2 separate regions of the Homo sapiens genome follow, and region 1 is linked to region 2. The links are chromatin loops, found by intact Hi-C in ENCODE. Cell type or tissue: tibial artery. All regions are shown on one strand. Links, peaks and the distances in the headings refer to the core of each region. The heading gives the core; the rest is flanking DNA.

Region 1 (8,349 bases), core at 281-8,280, 430 kb before region 2:
TTCTATGCATGGTAGATAATTAATTCTTGTCTCATGATTGTCTTTGCTGAAACTGGTTTTTTTCTTTCATTAGAAGGGTTGGACCAAACTTGGTTTCTGCTTATGTAGTTGTTTAGCTCACTTTCAATGTACATATTTATAGATATATTTTATTGAGGCTTTGCAAAATGGCTGCTTCTCATGGCTTTTTTTTCTGGGGACTGCCTTTTCTTTCCAGGTGGCTCCCCACATTTCTGATAATGTCTTTCTGATATGAGTTCTATGTTATTTGTCCATTTGCCTCTCTTGCACGTGATCATGATTCTACCATATTTAGGATGTTGTTTTCCCTTTGCACTCTCTGTTATTGTACTAATAAAGGAAGAGGAGAGAGATCATCTTTCATAGAAAGAGCACTTTTCTCATTAGGGCAGCATCATGATGCTTGTGTATTAAGACTTCATGGCTTAACTGCTTTTGCCTTCTGCCCAGGGATGATAGTGCCATATCCAGCCAATCTGAATATGTGACCCTATCGGCAGACATATCTCTCTTGTGGCAATGGAGTCATCTTGTACAATAAGTTGCTACCATTGAGCATTAAACTCATCAAATGAAAAAAAAAAAATGCCCGGGACATTCTCTATAACAAAGACCTACTATCCTGGGAAAAAGACTTCTCAGAGCTTTATTACACCCAACAGGAGCGGTGTTTACCCAACTTCATTCCCATCTAGCAATTCTGTCTCACCTGAAAGGGGAGAACAAAACTAGGAAATACTGGTGTAGATCACAGCCCAGGAACACAGGTCTAGTAAAGGACTAAGATCCCATCATAAGATTATAGAAGGATTCCTTTAACATACTTGCTACCACCACATCAACAGGGTACTAGTGTATATAGTAATAGTGAGTAATAGTGGAGAACAGTTAAAAAACCTGCAAGGCACAGACTTTATTTACATATGAGTTTTTAGGGAAGCCCAAAGACAGTAGAGAATAAAAAAACAGAATCTCATAGAATGTGAAGTCTCTGGAACATATGGCTAAAGCAAATATTGAACACAGTACAACTCCTAGCCAAAATAACATAAAACCTCACACAAATGGCCATATACCTCCGTTCTTGTTATCTAATACATCATGTAAGTCTTTCAACAATAAAACATTTCAACAAAAGTAAAACATGTTAAAGGACAAGAAAAATCAGTTCAATATTTAAAAATACCATTTACAACAGCACCAAATACACAGAGAAGCTACATGTGGAAAACTACCAAACTTCGATGAAAGAGATCAGTGCAGATCTAATAAATGGAGGGATATTTTATATAAATATTCCACCAGATTCAATAATGTTGGATGTCAGTTCTTCCCAATGTTTTCTATAGAGTCAATGCAATCCCAACAAAAATTCCAGCAGGCTATTTATAAATATTCACGAACTGATTCTAAAGTTTACATGGAAAATCAAAAGACCTAGAACAACCAACCTAATACTGAGGGACTTAACACTAGCTGATTTCAGGACCTACTCTAAAGCTACAATAATCAAAAGAGATTGATATCAATAACAACAACCAAAAATAGGCACATAGCTGGGCGTGGTGGCACACGCCTGTAGTCCCAGCTACTCGGGAGGCTGAGGCAGGAGAATTGCTTCAACCCAGGAGGCAAAGGTTGCAGGTTGCAGTGAGCCAAATTCAAGCCACTGCACTCCAGCCTGGGTGACAGAGGGAGAGTCCGTCATAAATAAATAAATAAATAAATGCCCATAGATAAATCAATGAGAATAAAACCCCAGAAATATACCAAAATGAATGTGCTCAACTGATATTTGAAGAAAGAGCAAAAGCAATTCAACCAAGAAAAGATAGCATGTTCAGACAATTGAATGTCTGTATGAAAAAGGGGAGAGGGACATCCAGACACAGACTATACACTTTCCACAAAATTTAGCTCAAAATACCTTGCAGACCTAAATGTTAAACTATAAAGCTTCTAGAAGAAAACAAGAAAATATCTCAGTGACATTGGTTTTGGCAATTTTTAAGAATAACACAAAAGGCACAATTTGTGAAAGAACTAAAAACAGATTTAATTAAAGTAAATTTTGCTTTATGAAAGACATTGTTAAGAGAACAAAAAGATAAGACTAGAAAAAAATATTTGGAAAATACAGATCTGATGAAGAATGTGTATCTGAAATATACAAACACTTAAAACTCAAAAATAAAAAAGCAAGCAACCCAATTTAAAAATGGGGAAGAAATCCAGAGGCACTGCATTAAAAAAGATAAACAGATGGAAAATAAGGATATAAAAGAATACTCAACATCATTTTCCATTAGGGAATTGCAAATTAAAATAATAATGACATGCCAGTACACGCCTATTAGAATGGCTAAATTCCAAAAAACTGACGATACAACATACTGGCCAAGATATCGAGTGACAGAAATTGTCATTTATTGCTGGTGGGAAAGAAAAATCATACTGCTACTTTGGAAGACATTTTGACAATCTCTTTCAAAGTTAAACAAATCTTACTATATATCCAGTAATTTTTTCCTAGACATTTATGCAACTGATTTAAAACCTAAGTCTACAGAAAAACATGGACATGAATGATTTTAAGTTTTTTTTTCATAATCACCAAAATCTAGAAGCACTCAAAATGGCCTGCAATAGGAGAACGGATAAACTATGGTACAGCCATGTATTGGAATATTATTTGACAATAAAAATAAATTAGCTATGAAGCCACAAAAATACATAAATGAACCTTAAATATGTATTGTTAACTGGAAAAAAAAGCCCATCTGAAAGGACTACATACTGCATGATTCCATTTATATGACACTCTGGTAAAGGCAAAACTATAGAGACTGTCATAATATCAGTGATTTCCTGGGGCTGGAGGAGAAAAGGGTAGGGCTAAAGAAAGGACAGGTGATCTCCTATAGTGGAAAAATTATTTTGTATTATATTGTAATTGTAAATATATAACTATGCATTTGTCAAAACTCATAGAGATTTCCAGGACAAAGAATGAATGTTAATATATGCAAATTTAAAAAATCATTTAGCAGGTAAGAGGATCTCAGGATAGAATGCAGAATGTGACAAAATAATCTAATTGTGCTACAAAGATATTAACTCAATTGAATGGAAGAAAGGTTTTGGAAATGAGTGGACTGTAAGACTCAAGGCAAAAGGAGCTATACTTCAGTGCTACACTTGAGTTAATAATTTTTTTTCCCATAATGGCACAGATGAACAATTTTGAAATCACTCTGCATGTATACTGAAAAGTAAGTAAACAGATAACACGTGATTGAAACCAAGTTCTCATTGCTGGAATGGGAATTTTCAGACATGCAAGGAGAGGAGACTAGTATGGTTCATGTGGTAATGGATTAAAGTTTGAAATATCACTATGATCTCATTCTTAGCAATATAGATACAAATGGTTACATATAGAAATATGTATAGATAAGATGTACATGGGTTACATGTGCTGGTTAATTTTATGTGTCAGCTTGACTGGACTAAGGAATGTCCAGAGAGCAGGTAAAATGTTATTTCTGAGTGTGTCTGTGAGTGTTTCTAGAAGAGATTACCATTTGAATCATAGACTGAGTACAGAACGTCACCCTCACTATTGTAGGTGAACATCATCCAGTTGGGTGAGGACCTGAATAGACAAAAAAGCCAGGGGAAGGGTTTTTTGAGCTGAGACTTTCATCTTCTTCTGCACTCTGACATTGTTGTTGCTGGTTCTTGAGCTTTCAGATTTTGATCAGATTTTACACCTGTGGGCCCCAGTTCTCAGGTCTTTGGGCTGAATCACACTACCCACTTTCCTTGTTCTCCAGTTTAGAGATGGCAGACTGTGGCACATCTTAGCCTCTATAACTATGTGAACCAATTTCTATAATAAATCTCCTTGTATATACATGTGTATATGTATGTATGTGTATGTATCCTGTTGGTTCTGAAGAACCCTGACTAATACAGTATACATAAATATATTTCATACTCTGTTAGCTAAGAGGGCCTAGAAGCATCAATACCCTAGTAGCAACAACTGCCTAGGTTTTGGTGTCTAATTCCATTCTCCAATAAAAGGAACAAGGAGCTTGGATCATCTTGTGCAGACAATAAGCTCGAACAGAACAAAGCAAAATGAAACAAAACCCCACAATGTTGGGGATTTTCCAAAAGGACATAGGAACCAACTGAAAGAGCTCTAGTGGCCAAAATGAGAACATTTTGAGCAATGAAGTATTATTGGATTACAACCCAAAGTATAAAATAAACATCCTTGAGTTGTCACTGACATAAATAAATGTGAGGAGAAATAAATAAATGAGAGAATAAAGATATTTCTGATACAAAAGAATTTTAAACAATTTATGTAGATGTAACACCCTCAAGGATGAATCATAGCTTTTTATTCCACAAGGGGGAGCTGTGCCTAGTAACTTCCTTCAAAGGGTACAGTATAAAAAGAGGGAAAAGGAAAAGAGAAATTTTACAGTGGAGAAAACCAACAAATGCTACCTCAGTCAGGAGATCAAGATTAATAACAGTGATTCATCATGTTGGTAGTATATACCCTTGATATGATATGGTGAAGATGGCACTCTGTCAGCCTCCTCCCCAAAACCCATAACCCTGGTTTAATCATAAGAAAAACTTCAGAGCAATTCCAATAGAAGGGCATTCTACAAGATACCTAACCAATATTCCTCAAAATTGTTAAGGTCATCAAAAACAAGGCAAGTATGAGAAATCGTCATAGCCAAGAGAAGCCAAAGGAAACAGGATAACTCAATATAATGTGGTATCTTTCATGGGATGCTGGATAAGGAAAATGACATTAGTAAAAACTAAGGGAATCTAAATAAAATGTATGCTTCAGTTAATCCTAATATATTAATATTGCCTCATAAATTGTAACAAACACACCAAACTAATGTAAGATATTGATAGGGAAAACTGTGTGGGGTTGTATGGAGTATAGGTATATGGGAACTCCCTGAACTATCTTCTCAATGTTTCTGTAAATCTAAAACTATTTTTAAAAGTAAAGTTTATTAAAATTTTTAAAAACATAGTGTGAAATCTTATTTGTATAAGGACATGTTAATTATGGAATGAAATAGCATGCATAATATTGGTTTGGCTCTGTGTCCCCACCCAAGTCTCATCCGGAATTGCAATCCCCAGATGGTGGGGGTGGGGGGACCTGGTGGGAGGTGATTGGATCACAGGGGCAGTATCCTCCATGCTGTTCTCATGACAGTGAGTGAGCCCTCACAAGGTCTGATAGTTTAACAGTGTGTGGCAGTTCCTTCCTTGCTCTGCCATGATAAGATGTGCTTGCTTCACCTTTGCCTTCCACCATGGTTTAAGTTTCCTGAGGCCTCCCAACCATGCTGCTGTACAGCCTGCAGAAGTGTGAGTCAATTAAACCTCTTTTCTTCATAAATTACTCAGTCTCAGGTAGTTATTTATAGCAGTGTGAGAACAGACTAAAAACAATGCATAAATTTAAAAAATAAAGCAAGGGAAAGACACCTGAGACTACAGGTGGGCATTGGGAGTTGTAATCCAAATGGTGTAATCTGAGCAGGCCTCTTTGAAAAGCTGACATTTGAATTGTGGCTTAAAGGAGGTAAGGAGGTGAAGACAGGAGACACAGTAGATATCTGGTGGAAGTATGTTTCTAGGAGAGAGAAATATGGGTGGGAATGCCTAGAAATGGGTGGTGTTTGGCATCCTCAGAGAGAAGTGAGAAGGTTATAGAGGGAACAAGGTAGCAGGACATGAGGTCACTCAAAACGATTGATTGTGGATGCACAGATCTTGGAAGACCTCTTATTTTTACTCTGAAAAAAAAAAATAGGACCCTTTGATTTGGCTCATTTTATTTATTTTTTGAGACAAAGTCTTGCTCTGTCACCCAGGCTGGAGTGCAGTGGTACAATCTTGACTCACTGCAGCCTGGAACTCCCACGCTCAAGTGATCCTCCCACTTCAGCCTTCTGAGTTGCTGGGACTATAAGTGTGTGTCACATGCCTGCTTTTAAAAAATTTTTTATAGAGATAGTGTCTCCCTATATTGCCTACGTTGGTCTTAAACTTCTGGGCTCAAGTTTTCTTTATGCCTTGGCCTCCCAAAGTGCTGGGATTTCAGGCATGAGCCACTATGCCTGACTTATTTTATTTTAACAAGGGGGATATTTAGGAAACATCATGAAAAAATCATGTAAGAGAGGGTGAGAAAGAGAGAAAGACTATGTTCATATTGAGAGATATGTGTCTCTAAAGAGCTATGGCACTGTGATCTTTATCCACATGAAATATAGACAAATTAAATTCAAGTAACTAATGTGAGTCATCTAACTTCAGTGGGGAGGCAGGCAATCCCTTTAACCTTACTGATAGTAACAATGTCTTCTAGCGAATGAAGAAGAGGTTTCTCTGTAGAATCTCTAGGAGTCAGCAGTGATGCCCACCTTAGGCTTAGCAACCACAGAGTATCCCACTGGCACTCAGCCTCCAGTAGCTGTTTTAGAGTCCTCCATTGCCACGGGGATAAATCAAACTTCCCTCTCCAGTGGAAAGGCTAGGGACCAAAACTAGACTTGTGGAATGAGGTTGCCCTTAGGATGCTTTCAATTATCTTGAGGAAAGGCATCCTTTGAAGGAAAGAAAGGTATTCTCACTAGAGGAGAGAGGAGAATTTGGTAAAATAGCTTCAAATTTAAAATAAGTACAATGTTATTTTTATCACAAACTAATGACCCAGGTTATATAATTGTATTTCGGCGTAAGCTTCCCAAGCATATATGGTCTTCGCATCTTACAAAATACTCTCATTATCTATGTTGGAGGATAAGGTGTTTTTGTTTGTTTGTTTGTTTGTTTGTTTTGACGGAGTCTTACTCTGTCACCAGGCTGGAGTGCAGTAGTGTGATCTCGGCTCACTGCAACCTCTGCCTCCCGGGTTCAAGTGATTCTCCTGCCTCAGCCTCCTGAGTAACTAGGACTACAGGCACTCACCACCATGCCCAGCTATTTTTTGTGTTTTTAGTAGAGATGGGGTTTCACTATGTTGGCCAGGATGGTCTCAATCTCTTGACCTTGTGATCCGCCTGCCTTGGCCTCCCATCGTGCTGGTGTGAGCCACCGTGCCCGGCCAGGATAAAGTTTAAAGGACAGTAGAAATGGTAAATACAATGAAGGGCTCCTAATCAAAGTGCTGTCTTTCTATCCCACTGAGTTTCAATCACAATCTGCGTGAGAATTCTTGGTTTGCCCAATTGCTTCCCCTGTACAATTCTTTTATAATGAAGAACAGTTTACTCAGGTAGTCCAGAATTATAGTGGTTAAGAAACCAGACTGGAAAGCCAAAGAATATACATGGATGAATAAATGGGTGGATGGATGGGTGGATGGATGGATGGCTGAAAAGGAACAAAAGAAAGAAGAAAGGAAGGAGGGAAGGAAAGAAGGAAGGAAGGAAAGAAGGAAGGAAAGGAAGGAAGGAAGGAAGGGGAAAGGAACGGAAGGGGAAGGAAGGAAGGGGAAGAGAAGGGAAGGGAAGGAAGGAAAGGAAGGAAGGAAGGATTATTAATACATAGATGTATATCTCACCTCTGTTATTTTTGCAATATATTCCCAGTTTTGTATGTAATTTACTGGGAAGAAGAGAAGGTGGTAAACTGCAGAGAACCATTAAAATATATTTAATACCTTTAATGTCAGTACCAACAAAAATTATGAAACCATTTTACTTTAAAGCGGGTTTGCATGAGGAATTTTTGTCAGAAGTACGTAATCAGATAATTTATCCCAAAGTAGAAAAATTCTGCATCCCTAAGATGGCACTGCTACAAATTAGGATATGGGGAAGAAAAAAGATTTTAGTATGAATAACAATAACGACTTGACAACAAGAATTGTTTGCAATCATTTAAAAGGCAATCCATTTAAAGTACATTGAAAGCTGCCCTTACTCAAGTGCTGGGTCAAGAACAGAGAAACCAGGGATATCCTAGCCCGGGAGGCTGTTTCATGAAATTGTGACAAGGTATTTCTGCTAGGCAGGCATAGCCTTGACAGGCACATGTTGGTTCATGGAGTGTGGAATGGATTTCATCACATGTGTCCACTAGGCTGAACACCCTTGAATACAGGACCTGAATATTACAAGACCAAAAATTGGGTGAAGAGAGAATGCTCCTCCTGCTTTGCTCTCAGTAATAATTAGGTGAAATTCCTCGGAGCCACCACAGTAGCGCTGAACCGGAGCACTAGGTGTGAAAGTTAAAAAACTCTCCAGAAACTTAAAAAAA
Region 2 (8,349 bases), core at 231-8,230:
CTAATTTGTTAGCTTGTATTAATTTATTAACTCAAATCCCAGACTGGTGTACACTCACAAAAAGCTGAAAAGCACAGAATTAGATTGTAAAACAGAAATTATATATCTCCTCAAAACACAAAGCATGCCTTTGCTTTTCTTTGACCACTCAAGTCCACCTGGTTTATTCAACAAAACCTGTGCTACTTAAATGTCAAGTAAGAGAATTATACCAGAAAGCCATTACTCTAAAGGGAGCATCTTCATTACATTGATAGGATCTCAGGTACAGGCATAATTTCTGAGTCATTCAATATAAAATATATGCATATCCAAGAAAAATATCTCTGTTCTTTAAGCTATTATAACTATAGTTGGTAAAATTTTAGTTTTAATTTTCGTTATACAGGAATTGTTAAATTATATTTAATAGCATCATTTTGTTTAAGAAAATATTACCCAAATTAGAGTAAAAATTTGTCTTTTGATATTGCGTCTTAGCTTTTCTATTACATAACTATTTTCTTTAAAATGAGTTCTACTGAAAGATTTCTTGTTAAATTAAAAGAAGTAAGGAAATAAATTTTTTCAGCAAACCATGAATTCAAAGATAGCTTTGCTGAACTTCTTGTATTTCACTTGTAATTTTTGACTATTATTTTCCTTAGCTGAGTATGTGCAAATCAGGCAAGATTCAAAAATGTTCATTTACCATTTATCTCCAACAGAGTAAATATTATTTTCTAATATTGCAAAGAAGTCTCTCACTATAGATGGAATTTTAATCACAGTATCCAAAAAAGGAGACAAAGACACCACAATACGAATTTCATGTGTGTGATAGCAAAATAACACCTGAGAATCTTCATTTGTGCTGTCGTTAGCTGACACAGTAATTAATTTCAGCATGCATCTTCCTAATAGCACATAAAGATTACTCAGCAGTATAGTGTGTGTGTGTGTCTGTATGTGTTTACATGTGAGATGAATGGAAACAGGTATAGAAGAAATGAGTCAGAGTAAAGCAGTAAATTTTATTTGCTGCTTTACTTCTCAACCAGAGGTAAAGTTTTTTTTTTTTAAATTAGATGTCTCTATATTTTTAGGCCATCTTAATTACTACAGTATTAAATCCAGACTTTTGCATGTGAGCGCTTATTCTAAATGAACTAAAGCTGATCCAAATATAGTCAAGCTTACTTAACGCAAGGTACTTTATGGGAAGAAGTCTTCATATGTCTAATACAGATCTAATTTGAGTGATGGAAAAATCTGACTTCATAGAGATATTCTATGCATAATTTTCATGACATGCTACTTTATCTTGATGCAATTGTCACCTCATTTATTCCCAAGAAAATCTAGTATTAGAAAATGTTGAACTAAAACTAAGGTAGGCATTCAGTCCGGTGTAATACAAAATTTATCTAAACTTTGTGTTTCAACTATCTTTCTCCCAGTGTTCACATTTAGAAACTGGTTGTAACATACTTGTCAATTTTAGGGATTCTTTTTTTTTTCTCTGTCTTACCTTGAAAGTACTAAGAAGGTCAGATCTCATGAGTCAATTTCATATCCTGCCATAGGAAGTGAAATCCTGTGCTGAATCTCTTACATACAAAAAAAGGTCAGTTTCACTGTAAATATCATGTCTGTCATTGAAACAAGAAATTGCTTAGCTACTGACAGATGTAGTTATTCACCTACAGGTTTCCCTAGAGTAGTTTTCTAGTCTTAAATTCTAGCCCTCTTCAGTATGAATGCCAATCCAGTAACAACAGATCTATGTGAGTGAGGAATAAATGCAGCCTGTGCTACCTAAGAGCTGTGTGACCTTCAGTAATTTACTTGGTATCTCTGAGCTTGATTTTCCCCATTTACAGAGTGGGGATTTCAGATTATTTTAAGAATTTCTTGACATAATGTATATAAACGACCTGACATATAGCAAGCACTAAACAAATAAGCTCTTATCACTATTATGTTCCATTTCCACTTTAGTTTCTTCTAGTCACCCCAACCAACATACTCTTTTTCTGTTGTTAACTAAAGAATCCTACCACTCTTGTAAATCCTATCTCAAATTCAACATTTCTTTGGAAATTTTTTAAAATGTCTTAAAGTGGAAGTGATTTCTCTGCCTTCTGAAACCCTTGAATGCCTTCTATAGGTAAAAGTAAAATGGAAAGCAATTGTTATCTTGTTTTAAAATTCTATGTATGCAATTTTTATTTTTCATCACTATGTACTTGGTTGCTAAAACAATAACCCACATATAAGATTTGTTTAATAAATGTGTGTAAAAATTGATTATATGAATTGGAGTTGTCTTGTCATACACAACTAAATTAGTATTGAGAGAGCAGGAAAAAAAAATAGTTGGGCACAAAGCACCTGCCCAGGAGTTATCTCACAAGCCAGCTGCCAAAATGACCTGCTATAACTTTAAGAGTAGTTTTACCTAGTAGCTGCAGAAATGAACCACAGTAATTCTAAGACTAGTTTTACGTACCACTGTCACTTATCAGTCAGAGCTTGCCAGCTCCTGTAAACATTGATGGTGATGAGTTTTATTTCAAAACAATACATAACATTTTTCTTTCTAATAAAATGTCTAATTTTCTCTTTCTTCTTCATGCATACCAAAGACCACCCTGGTCAGTATGTATGCCCAAAATTGCAATTCTCTTTTTTATATATTGCCAGATAAAAAGTTTTGCTTAGAGATTCATTTGTCTATTTTTATTTTACTTAGACATCTGGGCTCAAACAATGGATATATGAATAAATATATAAATTCCCAGCCCCCAATTGGGTTAATATGACTTGTTCTTCAGTTGTGAAACACATCATTGTAAGTTTCACATATGAAAAATTATAATATGTAGCATATGTAGTTCATTTAGGTGAAAATAAAGAGTAAGCCTAAAAACGTTGGTGAATTAAACCAGAAATAAAAGAAGAGAATCATCTGATTTTGTCATATTAAAACATTGTTTAATCTTCAAAAACACTGGAACTTCTAAAAGTTTATGAAGAAAATATACACGACAAGTTTTGTTTTCTTAAATGTGAGGTATGTTTATGCTAACTTTATAAAGAGACATAAAAATTAGTTCCAGTTTCGGCAGTTTTCTCACAGTATATATAAGATTTATTTTAGACAGATATTTTCTCCAGAAAAAGAAAAAATGACTTGTTGATATAAAGCCATTTTGAAGGACTTGCCAATTTAAAGTGTTTCTCAATGATTTTTTGGGCAAATTGGCAACTTGAGCAATTACTTAGTGAATTTGATCCTGATATTTGGACTTACAGACATTTGTTTTTCAGAGCTCATGCTTGCTTCATTCAAATAATGATACAAGCAATTGTTTCTTTTTTTGAAGTAAATCCAAATTTTATGCAATAATTACATTTATTGAGCAATGAAATCTTGGTCAACTCAGTTGAACAAATATTTATTAAAAGAACTGATATGTGTAAAGAACAGTACAATTCACTATTGTAGGTTCTAGAATTAGAATATGATTTTATTGCATCATAAGGTACAACTATGATAATATTTTAAAATAACAAATATTAACAAGAATGAAAATAGATTTCTTTTACACTCAAGAATTTTTCCTGTTCAAGAGTACTTTCCAAAGTACACAAAAGCCTTCTTTATATTTATATTTAGAAACCACATAAAACATTTTTTAGCTAATGAGTTGATTGGCTTTTGTGGCCCCAGAAGGACACAATAAGCTCATCTATTTTTGACCTTAGTCTCAAGCATTAGTCTCAAGCATTAGTCTCAAGTGTTTCCAATTCATTTCCTGAAATGTATAAGAGCATAATCAAAAATTTATTAAAATGTCCTCTTTTTTCCCTTTTTCTCATTCCCAGGAGCACTGCTTTCACTTTAATGTCCCTGGTTTTCCATGAGAATTTATTCATCATTAGTTGGGGTAGATGAAGGACAGTCAGAGAAGAGGTCTTGAGGCTCCCTCACAGAGTTATGAAACATGAAGGATAAATGCCTGTTACCCTGACAGGGGAGGAGGAGAGTGAGGGTCTGTGGGAATCATTGGGAGAGAGCTTGATTTTGTGAGGAGAGCCTGAGAGATGATGTAACCAAATTGGCAAGAGAGAAAACTAACCTCATTAGTTTTATTTATCCTTATTTATGTTTAAAAGATTTTTTTCATAAAAATGTTTTCAAGCACACATTTAAAACATTGTGTCATTTCCATTTCCAAGGAAACTTCTGAGAAATTGTATTTTAATTATTGCACCAGTGTTTTGCATTCAGAGACCCACGATGATCAGTTCGGCATTTGGAATTAAGCAACACTGCCCTCTAGAGATCGTTGAGGTGCTGCCTCAAGAGATGTCCAACTGTCAGGAATGAACTGGGAGAAACAAATGCCCTTCCACATTGCTTAATGCACTTAGGCCCTAAAAGTAGTGTAAAAAAACAGGCTGTGGTCATAGCATTGCTTTCTGTCATGTACAGATCCATTGACTGAGATATGCAGTGAAAGGAATCCAAGCTGGCTGGGAAGAAAATCACTTGGCCCCCCGAGATAAATGTGGTCAAGGAATCCTGACTGACAACGTCAGCAAAAGCAGAAAGGTCAGTCAGCACTTTGGAAAGAAGGCCCGTGTACAAAGACTTCATAATGCTGCTGTGGGAATCTTTTCTAAAGCAACTAGATATATACAAAATAAAATGAATTTAAAGGAACTTCAGGGAGGAAGAGAGGGAGGGAGGGAAAGAGAGAGAAACAGCAGTGGAGTGTGATGGATCTAGAGGAGTTCAAATAATCTGTTGGGTATCATGAAGTTTGATGGTTCAGAAGACATGAAGAACACTTCACACAGAGACCCAGTCAGCTATTGTATATTGTGAACCATAGAATAATAACAATCAAAGGAGAAGTAAGACAATGAGAAAAATAGTCATCAGAACACCCCATCTCTAATGCCCCCATTATCACCAACTTAGGGACTCCCTAAGGACATACTCAAAGAGAAATTATTTGAATCAACTATTTTTTCAGATTTCGTTGCAGTTTCGGTAAAAACTTCCCTCATCAAATGAACTGAAAAATAATCCTTTCTCCAGCATTTTCAGGAAGAGTTTGTGAAGGTTTGATATATCTTCTGCAAATATCTGACAGAATTCACCAACAAAGGTATGTAGGCCTAGATTTTCTTTGTGGGGAGATTTTTAATTACTTATTTAATATCTTTTTTGTTATGGATCTACTCATTTTCACTTTCTTCTTGAGTCAGTTTTGATCATTGTGTTTTTCTAGGAATTTACTCATTTCATTGAAGTTGTCTACTAAAATAAAGTTGTTTATAGTATTTCCTTATAATTCTTTTCATTTCTGCAGGGTCAGTAGCGATGATCCCTCTTTCATTCCTGTTTTGTCAATTTTTGCCTTTTCTTTTTCCTTCTTTTTTCAATGCTTTTTCGGTAGAGGGCTTGTTGAGCTGCTTACTGCACAACTCCAGAAGTAGTATCATGTATTTGGTTTTTTTTTAGACAACATAATCCACTTTAGGTGGTTGAATAAAAAGAATCATTCCAATATACAATACAGAAGAGTCAAGGACCTAGCCCTGAATATTGTGCAACCAGAACCAGGGAAAATGAGCCAGGGAAAATGCCCTGCTATGCCACAGGATTCAGTCAGTAGAGAACGGATGCAAAAAATGCTGTTAAAGTAGCCCCAAGCAAACAAATGCCTCCTACTGTTCTATGTGCCGGAAGATACATTCTTCTAGTGTGTGGTGCCACCTCAAGTCACTCATTTCTGACTCACACCTACTTGGTAGAACTTATGTCACATATAGCAACCCAGTTGAAAAAGAGTCTGAGAAATTTTTATTTTCACTAGCATTATTATACAGAAAATAAAATTAGAGAAGGTTGAAGTAGGTGTTGAATGAGCCAATTTACGTTTTATACCACAATGACTTCGCATGATCTGACCACTTACCATTCCTCCAACCTTATCTCAATACACTCCTCAAATGACCATTCATTATGCTCTAATCATTCTGTCCTTTTTTTCTGTCTCAGGATAACCTTGGAAAACCTCAGAAAATTTGTATTTTCTGTTCTTTGTGGATTCACTGCTCTTATCTTAGGTTTTGTTAATGTCTGTGTATAAAATGTCATAATCGTAAATAAACCTTCCTTAATCATTCTTGGTAATCCACCTCTACTCCCTGAAACCTTCTTTCTGTTTACCAAATATTCCATGAGTACCTGTCCCTGGCAAAACCTAGATTTCATCCAGAACCTTAGCTGTAAAGAGGAATGTAGAAAAGAGTGATGAAAGATGTCAATTGCCATTGGCAATATGGAATTTAGGTGTTTCTTTAGCTGTGCTTAGTTTTTGCCTCCACTGGCAAAAATCTTCCCACACTTTGTGCATTATATCTAATGATGAAAACAAAAGCCATGGATGCAGAAATGTTCATTATTTTTTATGTTTCCAATTTAAACTTGATCCAGTGTTAAGTCATATACAGATATACATACATCACAAAATAATTTCCCTAACTGCTAATAATGGCAGACTTTTAAATGTAAAAATATGAAAGAAGTAATAGTTGTATATAAATCAGATAATAGTTTCCCATCATATGCTTCTTTTGAAGTCACAAAAAAACTTTTTCACCATAAATTTAGTCATTTTATTTGCATCTCAAAATAAATTTTAAAGTAATGATATGTTGAACAAAATTTATCTTTCGAGTTTTTGGAGGATGAGAGCTAGGTAAATTGCCAGAAGCTTATCTGTGTGCATTGTAAACAGGGTGTTAAGAAATTGTGGTTTCAACTAAAACTAGCCATAGACTGCTAGAAGCTACTTAGGAGCAACTACAGGAAAGTTGAGAAAATCAAAATTAGCATTATACAAAGAAAAATATTTTATGGTTGTAAACTCATGGACAGAGACTACTAAGGTTTACGATTAATGCCAATCTAAGTTTAGAAAGCTAAGGATGTACAATTATTTAAGGGTAAAAGAAGAGAAACAGGCTATAGTTGCCCAGAACAAAATCTGCTTATTAAGTCCATACCATCCAGACCAACAGCACATATTAAAATCACATATACAGTCTAGGCCTATTTTATCCCATCCTCATATGCTTCACTGAAGAGAGGCTAAAGTTGAAGCAATTATTCTGCAATTATTTCAAAAACAATGATTTCAAGTGTTTTCCGATCAAAAGGAAACACAACGTATTTCTTTCTAGGAGGTAAAATTTTATCTATGTTCTATAGTAAGTTCAATTTGTTGAACAAAATAGCTACACACAGGTTAAAGATTTAGGTTACTCTCATTTTTTTCATTGCTAAGCAAGTTATTTCTAATCCAATTTAGGGCATTTTTAAAGAAATATGTCAATTTTTACTAGACAATATTTGAAAGTAGTGGTGCACATTGTAAACATTGCTCTGTGTCAAATAATGGGTGGAAGATGGGAAGATAAAAGCTTTAGACAAGCTGGGGCTATTTTAGATTAGGTGAGATAGAGAGCATTTCTCTAAGAAGGTAATATATAAATAGAAACAGGAATAAAATAAAGAAGCCACAAAAGATCTAGAAAAATATTTTTTGGCAGGGGAAAAAGCAAATGAAAAAGCCCTAAAGCTACAATAGACTTGTCAGGCTCCAGGCAGAGCATGGAGCAATACAGCTGGAGGGGAGTAAGTTGGGGGAAAATGACTTTGGTGAGGCAGCCAGAGGCCAGGGCAATCAAGACCTTGCAGGACATAATGAAGACATGAATTTTAAGTGTGATAGTAAACCACTGGAGAGTTTTGAGCAATGGTGTGATATGATCCAATTTATAATAAACAAATAAATTTGTAAAACCTCTCACTGGCTAATGCCAAGAGAAAACTATAGAGCATAAGAAGAAGCAAAAGCATCTATCTTCATTTATTTTTTGTTGTTATAACAGAATACCTGAAACTGAGTAATTTAGAAAGAAAAGCAGGTTATTTATTACAGTTCTGTTCTGGAGGCTGGGAAGTCCAAAACTGGGCAGCTGCATCTGGTTGGCTTCTAAAGAGAGCCTTAGGCTGTATCATAACATGATGGAAGACATTAAAAGGCGAATGAGGAGGCAAGAGAAAGCTACAGAAACTGAACTTGCATCAGCCTACTCATGGGAGGCAATTCCATTCCCACAAGAGCTATTCCAGTCTTTTCATAACTAACTCAGTCTTGTGAAAGACGTTAATCCAACTTAATGGCCTAATGACCTTTTAAAGGCCCTACCCCATAACATTATTACATTGGTAATTAAATTTCAACACGAGTTTTGGTGGAGATCAACCATATCCAAACCTTA

What was found. Peaks named below come from ENCODE experiments on the same cell type or tissue, not always from the same donor. Only the 100,000 strongest peaks of a DNase experiment are listed, where the experiment ranks them.
Region 1: a loop joins it to region 2, with 3.0 times the contacts of the local background. A loop is called at or near these places in 26 of 110 quality-filtered maps.

The regions. Positions count from the first base shown.
Region 1 is chr12:59,831,260-59,839,608 of GRCh38, reverse strand. No RefSeq gene overlaps it. Among named protein-coding and RNA genes, the nearest start is that of SLC16A7, 240 kb to the right of the region's middle. In tibial artery, for the core only: CTCF peaks have their summits at 4,240 and 4,440 (motif pointing right); no DNase peak of the experiment used is centred there.
Region 2 is chr12:59,399,442-59,407,790 of GRCh38, reverse strand. No RefSeq gene overlaps it. Among named protein-coding and RNA genes, the nearest start is that of LINC02448, 120 kb to the left of the region's middle. In tibial artery, for the core only: a CTCF peak has its summit at 4,330 (motif pointing left); no DNase peak of the experiment used is centred there; H3K27ac peaks cover 466 bases.